Regions from separate parts of the Homo sapiens genome. Here region 2 is linked to region 1. Evidence: read pairs that join two places in POLR2A ChIA-PET (ENCODE). Cell type or tissue: Caco-2. All regions are shown on one strand.

Region 1 (4,000 bases):
TGTTATTAGCCCAGAAGGTTCTTCCGTAATGATCCACTTACCGTGTGGATTGCATTATCAAAGTACCGTCTTTCTTTTCACAGTCTAGTTATGGCTCCTCCAAGCAGCAGATCATAGTTTTTCCTTGGTGATTGATCTTCCATGTCTCTATTTACCCAGCCTTCTCTGCAAAACAAAATGAAGAATGGTATTATCTAACTCGTGTTTAGTTTCATAGTCCTTATATCCCTTTACAAACTTTTTCACTCCGCTAGTCATTTAAAATGTACCCCCTCATACCTTTCTTTTCTTTTTTTTTTGAGACAGAGTCTCCCTCTGTCACCCAGGCTGGAGTGCAGTGGCTCAATCTCGGCTCACTGCAACCTCCATCTCCCAGGTTCAAGTGCTTCTCCTGCCTCAGCCCTCAGCCTCCCTAGTAGCTGGGATTATGGGTGTGCACCACCATGCTTGGCTAATTTTTGTATTTTTAGTAGAGATGGGGTTTCGGCATGTTGACCAGGCTGGTTTCAAAACTGCTGATCTCAAGTGATCCGCTCGCCTCTGCCTCCCAAAGTGCTGGGATTACAGGCATGAGCCACCGTGCCCGGCCTATTTCTTGAGTTTCTTTCTTTTTCTGCTTCTTGTAGTGCCACCCCTGCCCTGCCACCTAGTTTTATGTTCTCCATATGTTAGTTTGCAGAAGGAAATTAATCTAGTGACCAGCTGCTTCTCTGTGTCCAAGGGCCTAAGGGAACTTGTTAGAATGCTGGCTTACTTGTCTGTCTGGTGAGTCCACAGAACTTGGGGTGTGTGTAATTTCACCTTTTTATTTGTCCTGTAGAGTCCAACAGCTGAGAAAGATGTCTGCTGGTGTCTTGCCTGTCCCTTCTGCCCTCAGGTTTTATGTATTATGCAGAAGCCACAGGGAGAACATGAGAATTCCTAGAAGTTCTAGTAACAGAATGGTCTGTCAGTTATAGATTATTTCCTTCAGGGCTTAGAGGCAGGTAGGTAGCCCAAGGCATTTTGAGCTTTTGAAATTCATAGTTATTTGACGTGGACAAGGGTGGGTTGGGAACAGTGTCATATCCAACCTTACACTGAAGAAAGGATGCCATGGATTGGACAGAAAGATGTCACTTAAAATTATGAAATGATTAAGTCTGTTACCAGTGAGGAGAAATCTCCTCCTGTATCTAAGAACAGTTCTTGTACATGGTATGGTTTTTAGCTGAAGGAACAATCACTTTGCGATTTTGGATGCATGGCCCAGTTGTTTCTCCAGCAATGAGATGCCATGAGCATGGCAGAGAGCAGTAAGACGCTATGCAGCCTTTAGGTTTGGGTCTGGGAGTCCTTTTTAAAAAATGGGAGAGGGGAGTTAGGAAATGCCTCATAGCTTTTAAAGAAGATCCTGGGATCGTATGGGCTCCTGTATCCCAGCTAGAACCAGTGACTGGGTGCTGAACGGGCTGGGTGCCACAGCATGCCCTCAAGCCAGTGAGAGGAGTTAGGGCTGCCACTGTGCTTATATGCCCTTTTCAGGTTTTTTTGTTCATTTGTGTTTTTGAGACGGAGTCTTGTTCTGTTGCCCAGAGCAAGTGGAGTGCAGTGGTACGATCTTAGCTCACTGCAGCCTCCATCTCCCGAGCTCTTGATTCTCGTGCCTCAGCCTCCCAAGTAGCTGGGACTACAGGTGTGCGCCACCACGCACGGCCAATATTTCTTTTCAGTAGATAGGTTTTGCCTTTTTGGCCAGGCTGGTCTCGAATTCCTGACATCAAGTGATCCACCTGCCTCAGCCTCCCAAAGTGCTGGGATTACAGGCGTGAGCCACTGTGCCGGGCCGTTTTCAGGCACTTAAATTTAATCCTGGTGAAGTAGGTATTATCACTATGTGTCTTCTGCACATGAAGAAACTGAAACTCAAAAACACTGATAACTTCTTTGCACATATTGGGGTTTGAGGCCAAGACGTCTGGCTGGAGAGGCCACACGCTTGCCCTGCCCTTAAGAACATGGTGGGCTGGGCGTGGGGGCCCACACATGTAATCCCAGCACTTTGGGAGGCCGAGGCAGGCAGATCACGAGGTCAGGAGTTCGAGACCAGCCCGGCCAACATGGTGAAACCCCGTCTCTACTGAAGGTACAAAAATTAGCTGGGCGTGGAGGCAGGTGCCTGTAGTTGCGGCTACTTGAGAGGCTGAGGCAGAGGAATCGCTTGACCCAGGAGGCGGAGGTTGCAGCGAGCCGAGATAGCGCCACTGCACTCCAGCCTGGGAGACAGAGTGAGACCTGTCTCCCCTCCAAAAAAAAAAAAAAGAACTCGGTGTTTGCTCTGCAGGTTTGCTGGCTACCTTCTCTTTTCAGTACACTGGAAATAGCAGCTTGTGTTGTTTACCTACTCTTTGATCCTTTTTTTTTTTTTTTTCCTCTTGGCCTCAGGCTCCTGTTCTGGATGTCAGATATGCATCTGCCTCCTGAGAAACTGGTGGCTTTGAACACTTGGTGTGGACTACTGTGTTATCCGGGATATCAGGTATTATGAGACATCACCTAGCCATCTGCATCACATCTCTCTGGACAAGCAGCTATTACCAAAAAAGGCATATACTTCCAGTCCTGTGCTCCATCTGCCTTAATTCTTTGCTCGTTCCTCCATGTTGGCGCCACTTCCCAGAGAGCTCCACTGCATCTCACACTCTGCCCACGTGCTGGGGAAGTCTCACGGCCTGCACATCTCTTGTGACTCTGGGAACCGCCTCTCCCGCCGGAGCCCCCGAGCCCCACCAATGGCAGCTCTTCCCAGTCAGCAGCTTCAGAGCAGGCAGTCTCCTTGGAAGGCCCGACTCTGTTCCTGCATGGCCTGCAGTTTCTACTTTGTGCATAGAGTCATTTTCAGAGTCACCGCGACCCTGTTGGCCTTCTAGAAAGTTTCTTTTGTTCTTTTCTGAGACAACCACCTAAGTGATAATACGCTTTTTTGGAAACTAATATATATTGCCAGACTGCATCATAACCTTTATCATGCCAAGCATCCTGATGCAACTCACATTTCCCTAAACATGGGGTACAGTTATGATTTATAAATTGAGTTGGCTTAAATCTCCCTCTTCTCCCTTCCCAAGTGTTACAAAGATCATTTACTGCAACTGTCGTTGGACACTGTAGCTTAAAGGGAACGTGGACCTCAATGCTTTCTGCCTTCAACTTTTCAGCATTGTGACCCCAGGGTGGTTGCCACCCCATCTTTTCCTGACCCCCCCCACCCCCCCACCTCCAAGAGGTTCGGCCCACATCACTGTACCTGGTGCTTGTAAATTTGGAATTGGTGCCTTCTCCTTTTGGCAACCATGGTTATCAATCCTTTTTCTGTTTTAGTGTCTTATTTCTTCTTTCAAGTTATTTGCTAGCCAAAGATGACATCACTGAGATTAGGAGACAGGGGAGAGCTTGCTGCAGATTCTGACAGTGCAGATTTTAAATGTCAGGATATTAGAATAGCTGGCGCTGGTTTATGAAAGCTGCGCGTTGTTCCGCGTTCTCTCGGTGTGCCTGGCCTTTTATGTGGCACTCTGTATGTCAGTTTGTGTCCTTCATGTGCTGATGTGATTACACAAACACCATGCACTCTCTTTTCATATCAGAGTACAGGACAGAGAAGTGATCAATGTATTGGTCTAGTGAGACTGAGATGAAAAGAAATAACCTACAGAGTGGTCTGTAATGCCTTTTGGTTGGACTGGGAACAAGTAAAAATTTCTAATAAACATTTTGAGACTTCCAGAATCACTTTTGTTATCTTATCAGACCATGGGCCTGCTGAGGGTTGAGCAGACAGCCTGCATTCTAACATACCCTGTTCCCACCCCACGGCCATTCAGACTGCACTCAATACGCTGAAGTCGCTTTTGTTGTTGTTGTTGTTGTTTGCATCATTTGGATTTTTTTCCTGCTTTCAATACCAAAAAAATGCAGATGCTTTAAGGCCTAAACAGAATTCTGAAGAATTTAAAATATG
Region 2 (4,000 bases), 180 kb after region 1:
CTTACTGTGGCCCAGAAAACCTCTGTGCCTGGCCACCGGTCACCTTCCCAGCTTCGCCCCACTCCCTGCGCTAAAGTGGACCCGCTCATTGTTCCTTGACAAGCTCCATGCTGCTGCACAGATGTCTTTTTCTCCTGCTTCCCTTCCTGGCCAGCTCCAGGCACTCCTCCAGCCATGTTTGTGGACCAGCTAGGTGATGAGGGCACACGTCACTTGGGGTCTTCTTCTTTCTTCCTTGTCTGATTCTCCAGTAGACCCTAAAGCCCTGGTGATGGCGGGAGTCGAAGCACAGAGGGCCCGATGGCCTGGCTGTGGCAGTGGGGGTGCAGGCAGGGGGTCAAGGAGTGGAATTCAAGAGTGTCTTTGCTTTTTTGCCTGTCCGGGGAACGATGAGTTCTTAATATTTTACTTCTTAAATATCCTGTTTTTCTTTATTAAGAAGACAGCCAGGCCGGATGCAGTGGCTCACATCTGTAATCCCAGCACTTTGGGAGGCCGAGGCGGGCGGATCATGAGGTCAGGAGATCGAGACCATCCTGGCTAACACGGTGAAACCCCGTCTCTACTAAAAATACAAAAAATTAGCCAGGTGCGGTGGTGGGCGCCTGTAGTCCCAGCTACTCGGGAGGCTGAGGCAGGAGAATGGTGTGAACCCGGGAGGCGGAACTTGCAGTGAGCCGAGATAGCGCCGCTGCAGTCAGGCGTGGGAGAAAGAGCAAGACTCCGTCTCGGAAAAAAAAAAAAAAAAAAAAAAAGACAGCCTAGGCCGGTAGGCCGGACACGGTGGCTCACACCCATATTCCCAGCACTTTGGAAGGCCGAGGCGGGTGGATCACGAGGTCAGGAGTTCAAGACCAGCCTGGCCAAGATGGCGAAACCCCGTCTCTACTAAAAATAGAAAAATTAGCTGGGCGCAGTGGCAGGCATCTGTAATCCCAGCTACTCGGGAGGCTGAGGCAGAAGAATCACTTGAACCCAGGCGGCAGAGGTTGCAGTGAGCAAAGATTGCGCCATTGCACTCGAGACTGGGTGACAGAGCAAGACTGTCTCAAAGAAAAAAAAGAAGATAGCATAGGTGCGAGCATGACCCAGGCTTCTGGTGTCAGTGGACTAGATGAACTGGTGGTTCTTACAGTCAGGGGGTCCACAGGGCACACGTAGAGGAGCACGCACTGGGACAGAAGGCAGGGACGTCCATCCACGCGGCCTTCACTCAGGCTGCCGGCACCACCGGGCTTCTCACAGCGCCGGGCTTGTGTGCCAGGGTCGCAGTGGCCTGAGAGTGAGGCATCACAGCAGGTGACACGGTTGCAGCCCTGGCATGCAAGTGTATAAGGCTCACGGGCTGATGCTCCCTGAAGGCAAACCTTCTGATTTGGATTGTTGATGTGGAGTGCAGTCTGTCTCTTCAGCTCTGTGTCGGAGTCTTTTTTCTGTACAATTCCATACCTGCACTTGAGATTTATTTTTTATAGAAACTGCAGTGACTGAGTGTAGACCGTTCTTCAAGGATGAAATCACGTTTGCTGCGTTTTAGAGAACACTTGATGTGACTCTGCGTTCTGCTTTGAAATGGTGCCATTGATACAGATGAAGTGCCTGTTTTAAAAATAGCCCGAGTTCCCTTGCTGCTCATGGAGACGCCTTTTATTTAGTCGTGCTGGTCTGTGCATGCGGTGCACGCATGTTGTGTGTTCCTGACTCGGGGGCCCCTGCTGTGTGGGGGAGTCCTTGCTGGAGACTCCCCGTTCTGTGCTTGAGGTCAGGCGTGCCCTTGCGTAGCACAATCGCGGGGAGGGGTGGCTCGGTGCCATCCCCCTCTTAACCTCGGGGGCCTGAGGCTCAGCGTGAGGCGCAGCTTGTCTTGGGCCACCCTGCCTGGGACTCATGCTTCATTTCGGGGTTTGCTAAGTTACAAAGGGCGTCTCTCAGACCTCTGTTGATCAGGTTTTCATTAACTTTCCCCTGCCACTCGCGAGCACCCCTGCCAGCTCAGTGTGCGTGTTAGAAGGTGGAGATGCGAGAGGCTTCCGGTGCTCACTAGAGGAGCCGTGTATTTGGATGTTCAGTGTCGTCAGTGGTATTGTCCCCCAGCAAATAGACTTGGTGAGCTAATTAAATATCCTTCTGAACATGTATGATTGTGTAAAATAAAGGGACAGTGACAGTGTCAGTTTAAAGGGACAGTGACAGTGGAAAGAGGTGTTCTTTAGAGAAATTATCCTTACTTTTTAGAGGTTAACTAATATCATGTTTCTTGGAAAGAACAGGAAGAATAACACTGCTTTTACGCCCAAAAAGCCACCCAGACCTGTCATGTTTGTGTCTTTGTGGTTAATAACAGCCAGCAAAGGTGCTGAAACCTAGATGTTTAAAAATAGACTTCCAAAAGGAGAAGTGAATTCAGGGGGCCCTGGGGCCCGCCCCTCGAGCACCCGGTGTGGCCCTCAGCTTGTGAGGTGGCTCAGTCATTCCACAGCTGCATTGAGCACTGAACTCTCCAGCCATCACAAGCTGCTTGAAAATGCACATCATTTTTTGAAGTGAAAACCCTTTAAGTCCCTGGCTTCATCTCACAGGTGGACACTCCAGCCCCTTAACACAGACTGGGCCACCAGGGCGGAGTACAGCTCCCACCCCTCCAGGTAGTGACAAATATGAGCAGCCTGTGTGTTTTGGGAAAGGGCTTTCTGAATTAGTTAAATGAAGTAGCATAAAGTCAGGCCTGGTTACTGGCAGCCTCGTGTGTTCGTGGCAGGGTTTCTGCGTTCCTGCCTCCCTCGCTGGGGCCTGGCAGCCTGAGTGTGGAGCTGGAGGGGGAAGACCCCTGCGTCTGCAGCATCGGCCCACTGGGTTTCACCTAGGGCCTGAGGACATGCCTTGGGGCCCTTTCCTGCCACCATCCAGGTGGGAGGGGTCTGAGGAGTGGGAGTCTTCTCCTGGGACCCTGGGGTCGTTCTGGGGAACCCCCTGCAGCCACAGAGACAGGACTGTGCTTCTGCCCCAGACCCAGCAGCAGGGTAGGAGGCCTTTAGACGTTCCAAGGGAAGATGAGGCCACATGGGCATGATTCTGGCATCCTAAACCTGAGACCCTGTGGCAGCCATGCAGGGCCACCTGTCCCGTGGGACCTGCACTTACAGGGGTGAGGCCTCTCTGGGAAGCAGGGACCCTCTGTATTATGGCCCCCGAGGTATACGAGGGCTGCAGAGGAGATGTCCATGGGAGCCTTGTGGCCCCGCACAGGTGCTGTGGCCTGGGAGAAGAGCTGGGAGGGACACATGGGAGTGTGAGGGTGAGGTCGGATCCTGGTATCTGAACAGGAGAGCTGGTGGGGTTGGCTGATGCCAGGGTGTGGGTGTGTGAGAAACAGGCGGGCAGGCGGCACCAGTGCCACTGTGAAACAGGGAAGCCTGCTGTGGGCAGCAGAAGCATGAGCTGCTGCCTGCCCCAGAGACAGTGGAGACCTCTCCCCTGGTCTTCTGAACACTTGCCACCTGTCACTTTGCTTTCCTGATGGCTCTCTGTTGACAAAGCAAGCTGACTTAGTGGAGCCTCCTGTTGTTTTCTTCCATGTGGCTTCATGTCACCTCGAGTGCTCCCTGCCGGCACAAGCACTTGATCCCAGGGAGCTCCCAGGAGGCCTGATGCAGAGCCCCACTCCTGGAGTCAGAGCCGCGGGTGGCAGGCCTCATACAGGGGCCTCTGACTGTTCTGCTCCTAGCCTGTCTGTATTTGATGGAAGGTGGTGCAGCATTTTCCGAGTCCTAACTGTGTTTTGCTTTTTAACACCTTTGGTTTGGAAGCGAGTGATAGACAGCCAAGCAGAGAAACTGAAGGAGCTTGACAAGGAGATCCGGCCCTTCCGGCAGAACTGGGAGGAAGCAGACAGCATGAAGAGCAGCGTGGAGTCCCTCCAGAACCGCGTGACCGAGCTGGAGAGCGTGGACAAGAGCGCGGGGCAAGTGGCTCGGAACACAGGTGAGGCAGGGGCCGGGGC

What was found. ChIA-PET counts read pairs that join two places held together with the same protein. Peaks named below come from ENCODE experiments on the same cell type or tissue, not always from the same donor. Only the 100,000 strongest peaks of a DNase experiment are listed, where the experiment ranks them.
Region 2: POLR2A ChIA-PET joins it to region 1 with 6 read pairs; 3 of 35 experiments call an interaction of 5 or more read pairs at or near these places.

Annotation. Positions count from the first base shown.
Region 1 is chr14:102,724,044-102,728,043 of GRCh38, forward strand. It overlaps RCOR1 (REST corepressor 1), which reads left to right. Exons shown (of 12, transcript NM_015156.4): 12 at 2,425-4,000. The coding sequence ends at 2,463. Among named protein-coding and RNA genes, the nearest start is that of TRAF3, 51 kb to the right of the region's middle. In Caco-2, no CTCF peak of the experiment used is centred here; a DNase peak (open chromatin) is centred at 2,224.
Region 2 is chr14:102,899,449-102,903,448 of GRCh38, forward strand. TRAF3 (TNF receptor associated factor 3) reads left to right here. Exons shown (of 12, transcript NM_145725.3): 11 at 3,807-3,981. Among named protein-coding and RNA genes, the nearest start is that of AMN, 21 kb to the right of the region's middle. RefSeq lists enhancers at 736-1,237, 1,238-1,737, 2,056-2,485. In Caco-2, no CTCF peak of the experiment used is centred here; no DNase peak of the experiment used is centred here.